Linked DNA regions of Homo sapiens: region 1 is linked to region 2. The links are chromatin contacts, found by Hi-C or POLR2A ChIA-PET in ENCODE. All regions are on one chromosome and are shown on one strand. The core of a region is the stretch at or near the end of the contact, and the rest is flanking DNA. Distances in the headings are between cores, read along the strand shown.

Evidence for each region. Hi-C counts contacts between places; a loop is a spot of excess contacts on that map. ChIA-PET counts read pairs that join two places held with the same protein, here RNA polymerase II (POLR2A).
Region 1: a loop to region 2 is called in a map of astrocyte of the cerebellum, with 7 times the contacts of the local background. The contact joins two enhancer-like sites. A Hi-C loop is called at or near these places in 3 of 168 maps with a recorded cell type or tissue (HepG2, astrocyte of the cerebellum and left cardiac atrium). POLR2A ChIA-PET finds 5 or more read pairs at or near these places in 2 of 52 experiments (H1 and K562).

Annotation. Positions count from the first base shown.
Region 1 is chr11:2,664,861-2,668,444 of GRCh38, reverse strand. The region is part of intron 11 of KCNQ1 (potassium voltage-gated channel subfamily Q member 1); the gene reads right to left. It overlaps KCNQ1OT1 (KCNQ1 opposite strand/antisense transcript 1), which reads left to right. Exons shown (of 1, transcript NR_002728.4): 1 at 1-3,584. Among named protein-coding and RNA genes, the nearest start is that of KCNQ1OT1, 33 kb to the left of the region's middle. Within about 2 kb of position 1,949, at least 2 of the 41 ENCODE cell types and tissues checked have a DNase peak (open chromatin) inside an H3K27ac peak, as active enhancers do.
Region 2 is chr11:2,573,980-2,577,641 of GRCh38, reverse strand. All of the region lies in intron 6 of KCNQ1 (potassium voltage-gated channel subfamily Q member 1), which reads right to left. Among named protein-coding and RNA genes, the nearest start is that of KCNQ1OT1, 120 kb to the left of the region's middle. Within about 2 kb of position 2,406, at least 4 of the 41 ENCODE cell types and tissues checked have a DNase peak (open chromatin) inside an H3K27ac peak, as active enhancers do.

The DNA of each region.
Region 1 (3,584 bases), core at 700-3,199, 91 kb before region 2:
TGTGGAGCAGCCAGAATGCTGCCTGTGGGAATGAAAATTGGAATGACTCCTTTGGTAGACTGCTGGGTAGTATTCACTAAGAGTAAACATATGCCCACCCAGGACCCTGCAGCTCCACACATAGGCATATATTCCCCAGAAACGCAACCTGATGCTCACCAAAAGCATGTACAGAATATTCTTAAACAGCAACCTACACCAGAAACTGCCTGCTGGCCACAGGTGGTAGAATGGATGAATGATGTAGGCCATGCACACAATGGAGCACCAGTCAGCAAGGAGCATGAGGGAGCACTCTCCCTTCAGCCCCATAGAGAGGCTGCCAGACATCAAATTGAGTGAGGGACATTGGACACAAAGGTGTATGAGTTGCATCATTCCCACCGCATAAAGTTCAAATGTGGGCAAAGCTGGTCCTTGCTGCTAGCAGTTAGGCCTGTGGTTAATCTCAAGGTCAGTGACAGGAAATGGGAGCCTGAGAGGCTTTCTGGGGGTTCTGTTGCTTCCTCCGGGTGCTGCACACATGGGTCCCAGGGACTGAAGATGCCTCAAGCTGCGCACTTGAGACCTGTGTACTAATCTGTGTGCATGCACATTACCCTTTAACTAAAAGTTTAACACCACCACCCTATACCAGGGTAGCCCAGGTGAGCCTAATTAGGTGGATAGCCCTGGCCTTCAGGGCCGCTAGGCCCAGCCCCATCCCACTCCCTCACTTAAGGGGACACGGCTTCCAGACTTCCTGACTAGGTCACCTCCGTGCTTCAGCCTCCAGAGGCTCTGCAGTTCAATCTCCCCTTTCAGGTATCAGCAGAGCACACAAGAGATCTATATGGGATGTGCCCCCCGCCCAACCCCGCCCCGACCCCCTGCCCCAACTGCCAGAAGTGTCTCCATGACAATATCAGTGCAGTTGTGAAGTCCTTTGCCCTCCAGCCACCTCTGTGGCGTGAATGTTCTCTCTGTCACATCCTCCAACACCATCTGCTTGGCTGAGGACCTGAGCAGCATCATGGCTGGGAGTTCACAAGTGGAGAGGGCTGAGCCTGGCCAGAGTGCACTGGGGCAGGGTGATTTGGATGGCCTTTCCCTTGCAGAGGAAATGAGAAGCCTCACTGCTTTCTTCTGGGCCATCCACCTAGACAGTGCGGCCCTCTCCCCATAGCAGCAGCCCTAGGCCAGCCGCTTCTTCCTCACGTGCTCAGACGGAGGAAGTGAAGTTTGGAAAGGTTAGGGGGCCACGGGGGGCCGCCACAGCTGGGCTGATGGCAGGCTGGAAGCCAGATTGAGGGCATCTGATTCCCAATCCCATCTCTTTCCCACTGAGCCATTACGCCTCGGTTTTAATTTAATTAGAAGAACATTTAATCCCCCCGTGCATTTCAGAGACGGGTTTGAGCCTGGCTGGGGCTATGTGGGGCTCTGACGGGGATCCTATGACTCATGCAGCCCTGTACAGCCCTCCCGGGCGGGCCCCCAGAGGGCTTCCTTGGCATCTCGTGCAGACAGAGGTGGTCTGGAGCTTTGCAGAAGACAGGACACTGGTCTAGAAAGACAAAATGGTCTCATCTGTTCTTGACAAGCCCCTCACTCATCCTTCTGGACACTGGTTCCCAGAATGTCCTTTCTGTCCTTTCCCACCAAAGTTTACAGGGAGAGAAATATGGTGAGGAGCTTAGACACTCACAGAGCTGCAGTGCCTGGTACCCTGGGGTCTGTGGGAGTAGGTCACAGTGGACCTGGATGTCTCCAAAATGTCCCAGGCCAAGCTGGTCCCATCAAAAGAGCTAGCCCCTTGGTCCATGAAGCCAAATTTGGGGCCACCCTTGTGACGTTTGCCCTTATTTCCAGACAGCACAGACTGGCCCTGTCCTTGCTGACAAATGCAGAATTCAGGAGACATTAGTAGTGATGTGGATGAAAGCCAGGCCACAGCGGCCTTGCTGGAAAAGAGCAACTCGAATGTCTTGGCGTGAGATTCTGCAGGGTCCAGGAGAAAGTTGAAGACATGGAAATTCTAATTAACGCACACGGGGCTGTTTTTGCTCAAGGATTTGCGAAGCTGTCATGTCACAAGAGGCCAGGCAAGCACATGCTTGCCAGGGAGGTGCTCACAGTCACCTGGTGGGGGTCTCTGCAGCTTTCCCTCTGCCTTCTTTCCACCCCCTCTGCCCAGCCTCGGGGGTCCTGGTCCTCCCCCATGCCCATCTCAATGGGCCGGGTGCTCCCTGAGTGTCCCTCTGGAGAGTGGGACTGAGGGCGGTATCTGTTAACCTCGAGCTGGGGCTTGCCCATCTAAGATGCCAAAACAGAAGAGACAGGGGCCCTTCAGAGAAACCACATGACTGGGCTGGGCAGAGCCATAGGCTGCAGGGCTTATGGGCCTGTCCTCTTGGGCCGTCTATCTCAGGTATCCATGTGCAACCAATGGGGCAGACGTGTGAATTCCAGGCCAGTCCTGGCTGGCTTGGCAGTTGGGGATGCAGTGTGAGGGAGGATTTCACAAAAATGATTTCAGCCTCCCAGGGTTGCTTGGAGAAGCTCACCCAGGCCACACCTGCACACAGCCCCCAAGTTCAGAGCCGCAGATCCTCAGGCCCCTAGCCCTGTGCCTCAGCACTGGCACAATGTGTCTGCAGTCCTTGCTTCATCTTAGGCAGGGTTGAGTGAGCAGCAATCCTAGGGCTTCTCCATGCCTGGGGCTTTGGGGGTTCTGGGGAGGAAGAGACCAAGAGGGCTATACATGCCCTTCTCCCTCCTGGCACCATTCGAAAGGCTTAGGGAACTGGTACTGAGGGCTTTGAGAGCCAAAGGAGGACACAGCCGTACAGCCTAAGTGTGTCCTGGGGGGTTTACTGAGCAGACGTTGGAAAGATGAATGGAAATCTGGTGGCTGCAGATGGGTGACAAGGGCATTCTAGATGGCAGGTTACCACACGCAAGGCACAGGGATGCACACAGGCATGGCACCGTCCCCACCCACTGTCGTGCCAGTGACCCTTGGTGAGCAGAGGATAGTGAGTGGGTCAGAATCCCAGGAACTCATCCTGGCTCTTGGGGTACAGGGCTCCTCTTGTCATGGGGGTGCTCCCCAACTGCCCATGCAGGCCTACAGTCTCTACTTCCCACCTTTCTCTCAGAAGCCCTGTCATATGGTTCTGGGTGGGAGACACAGGCTCAGGGAGTTTGAGGCTGGCAGGGACTCTCTTGTGCCCCATTCAACCTAGGAAGACAGCTTCTGCCTGAAAGGTGTGTTCGAGGCTGAGTCCTGGCCGCCCAGAGCTGGTTGAGGGTCCTGAGGCTGAGCAGTAGGGCCCACCTATAGGCTGGGGTGCAGCGACGCCACTCTTTATCTCCTGGGTACCCCGTGCCTCAGCTTGTCATGACTCCCTAGCTTGCATCAGGCCTGCTCACCCCCCACCCCACCTCTGGCTAACAGGCCCCGGAAAGAGGAGCTTCGCCCAGCCCCAGGGACCTTCCCGTAATCAAGGCTATAGTGACCTCACCTCTCTGGGGCCCTGCGGGCGGGGAGAGCTCGAGATGGAAACAAAATGTGTCTTTATTTATGTTTTTAATTTGAATTC
Region 2 (3,662 bases), core at 1,157-3,656:
CACACCCCAAAATAAACCTGCTTCCTTTCAGCAGGAGAAAGTAAATAAACGAACACCAATTCACGAGGGCCAGGCCTCCCCGTCACATGGAGTCCTCTCCTCACTCACGAAGCCCGGAGCCCCACACACGGGCTGGTGGTGAAACCGTCAACACCCCCATGGCACCCAGGCCCCAGGCCGCGTCTTCCCCGAGGTACAGCCAGGCTCAGCGCCCTGCCGGAAGGTGGCCCAGGTGACTGTGTCTTGAGGTCTCAGCTCAGCTGTCACTTCCTCAAGGAGGCCTCCCTGCTCCTGGGCCGAAACAGTCCTGCAGGGACACTCCGGCGGTGCTTCCCATGGCCACCTGCGAACCACCACAGGCCAGCCCCAGCTCACACCATGCTTCTCGCTCCTGACTGTGACAGAGAGAGCAAGACAGGGCTGCCCGAACCCCTGCCGGTGCCTGGCACACAGCAGGACCGCAAACCACACGCCTCAACAGTGAGTCCACAAACGGAGACCCAGCCTCACCAGGAGGCCCTTTCGGTCCAGGGAAAGTCTCCGCAGCAGAGGGATCGGTTGCAGCCTCTGGGATTACAGTCCTCAGCAGCCCTTGCAGCGGGCCCTGCATTGGCCCTGGGAGACGGACTGCTGTCTCCCATGTGCAGATGGAGAAACTGAGGCACACAGCAGGTGCGTACTCTGCCTCTGTCCCCAGGCCCACTCAGTAGGGCAGCTGAACTCGTTCCCCTTTGCACGGAACTCCAGGAGGAGGAAGAACGCTGACCCAGGGGCTCGGTGGGTGGCCAGGTCCTGCCGCCCCTCGGCCCACGGCGCCTTGGCTTCCCCAGCTCTTCCTGACACCACCCCTCCCGCTGGGCAGTGCCAACAGGGCTGGCCTGTGACTGTCTGGGAGGCCCTGCCCTCACGCACACCCCTGCACCAGCCCCCAGCCCCTTCTGGCCTTGCCCCGCCAGGGTGCAGCGTTGCCAGGGAGGCGGGAATTTCTGGAGGCTCCAGGTGAGGAGAGAGTGAACAGCAGGCAGTCAGACTCGACTTCAAAAGGCGGCTGAAATGTAGGAATGGGGTTCCAGCTTCTTTACTTTCAATTCTAAATTTAGGTGCAGAGGGGCAAACACAGCCCGGCAGCCTCCTGTTTGTAGAGACCCCCGGGCGCTGAACAGAGAAGCCCGTGTTTGCAAAAACTGCTTCTCCCTCCACTCAAACTTTAACACAAACAAACGCATTTTGTTCCAAGGGCAAAGAAAAGTCTTAAATTCTCCCCAAACGCCTTGGCAGCCAGGGCAGGCGCCACACTCAGGGGATTCGAGAGTTCTCACATCCAAGTTGCGTATCCCCACCCCGGCGAAGGGGACAGGAGGGGACACTCAACCACTGAGCCGGCGCCTTCGCTGGACAGCTGTGGAAACTGGTGGCCGGCAAGGGGAGGGACCTTCCCAGGAAGTCCACCTGGGCCACCCACTGTCCTAGGCTGGACTGCATCCCCCCTAATTCATATTCACCTGGACCCACAGAATGCGATATTTGGAAATAGGCTCTTTGAAGATTCAATCAAGATGAGCTCCTCCTGGATCACCTGGGTGGACCCTAAAGCCAACAGCAAGTGTCCTCATGAGAGACAGGGCCTGACACAGAGGAAAGAGGCGGCCGCACACCGGGCACGCCTGGAGTCTCCAGCCACGGGGAGAGGAGAGGAAATTTCTCCCTGAGCTTTCGGAGGGGCAGGCCCTGTGCACACCTCGCTTCGGGCTCTGGCCTCTAGAGCCCATGAGTTTCTGTTGCTCTGGGCCCAGCAGTTCGCGGACTTTGTTGTGGCAGCTCCAGCACCCTCTCAGGGTGTGTCTGAGGGGTGAGGAGTCCACAGAGTCCAGGCAAGGTCTGGGGCAGATGCAGCATGATGATCAGAATGGCCTGGCCTCCAGGAAGCCACCTCCCACCCAGTAAGGGCCTGTGGCAGCCCCGACGGACGGACAGACATGGAGCAGCCCTGGCTGCCTGGCCGGCGAGGGCGTACTTCACTCCCCGGTGGGGTGAAGGAAGCAGGACAAAGGAGCTGAAAGAAAACAACTGCTCAGGGCGCAGTTGCAAATTGGCAAAACTGGCTTAAAAGCCCCCATCTGGGCTGCTGCCCCTTCTTGCGTTTCTCAAGTTCTGTTTGTCCGAGAAATGCCAGGAACACAGCCCATAACTCAGGCCTCAGGGGCCGCTCCCCCCAGACAGCTGCAGGGCAGCTGAATGGGAGCTGTTTGCCCCACAGCCCTGGGCGGTGGGGGGCCCAGGGCGACCAGGGGCGCGGGGCCTGGCGGGAACAATGGCCAGGCCAGGGCGCGCGATGGCCGAGGCTCGGGCTGCAGCTGACGGTGTGGGCCGGGGCACTGATGCCAAGCCGGGCACAAAGGGGCCGTGTTCCCGGCCAGCGGGCGGATGTTTGCACAGGTGTGGGAGTGGGAGTGCCGCTCTGCTGCGGGCTGGGGGGCTGGGGAGTAGCGTCCGCTGCCCACAGCTCCAGTGGGCGGCTGGGAAGGCAGGCAGGGCAGCAGCGAAGGCTGGGCACTGCTTATCAGCCGTGCCGGGGCCAGTACCCACTGGCTTTTGCTGCACCGCCAGCTCCTCACTGCCCACCTTGCCACCAGCCTCCCGGGAACTCTCCTGGCTCTGGGCCGTCCATCCCCCGAGCACGCCCTACCCATCCACACTCACTGCAGGCAGGCTCCCGCAGGGGGGCTGGGCCCTGCTGCCCAAACCTGCTCAGGCCTGCCACACTGGGGCCTTCGGGGACACAGGCCCCCAGGAAGGCGGGAAGAGGCCGAAAGTGGGGCCTGCCCCAACCCAGGAGCTGTGTCAGCATGCCCCTGCCATCCCTGAGCATTGCAGCACTTTGGAAGCTTCCAGAAAACCTGCTGACTTGGCCTACGTCAGGAGCCACTGCTGAGTGTCTGGCCTCATGGGGGAAGCGGCGGTTGAGGGGGAGGGAGGAGGCACAGCAATCGCAGGGACACGTGCCTGCCTGGGGAGCCACCGGGAGGCTTCTCACCCCACCCAGATATGCTCTGATGGTGGTGGGGGGTCCCGAGAGCCAGCAAGTCCGGTCCTTTCTGGAAGGAGGACTCGGGGCAGACGGACTGGGTCCTGGCACCACCACGTGTTTCCCACGGCTGCCCTGCCCGCCCCCACCTCCAGCCCCCGTGCGGCCCCCAGGCCTTGGCTCCCACCCTGTGTGGGCTTCGACGGCCTCCTCCCCAGCCCCCAGCCCCTGTTGCTACCACGATTCCATCTAACCTGTTATCGGACTGAGTGAGCCCGGAGGTCGGTAGACAAGGGCAGACGCGGGGGCAGGCTTGTGGCGGCAGAGTAGGGGTCACCCTGTCACCTCGGCACTTGGGCTTCTCGGTCCCCACCCAGGGCCACTCCCCAAGGTGTGATGGTGCCACCCTGGGCCTTAGTGGCCTGTGGACGGCCCACCTGGCCCTGCAGCTGTGGGGGGAGATGGGATGGAGTCATTCCCTCCCTGCACTCTGGCCTCCAGCCAGCTACTCCCCTCGGGGTACCCACGTGTTCCCCCTAGAAGCAGCCCTTGAGCTCCATGCATATATAAACGCCGACTTTCACTGGAGGATTTGAAGGCAGCCACCAGCTCCCAGAGGGACACTGGCAAGCTAGGC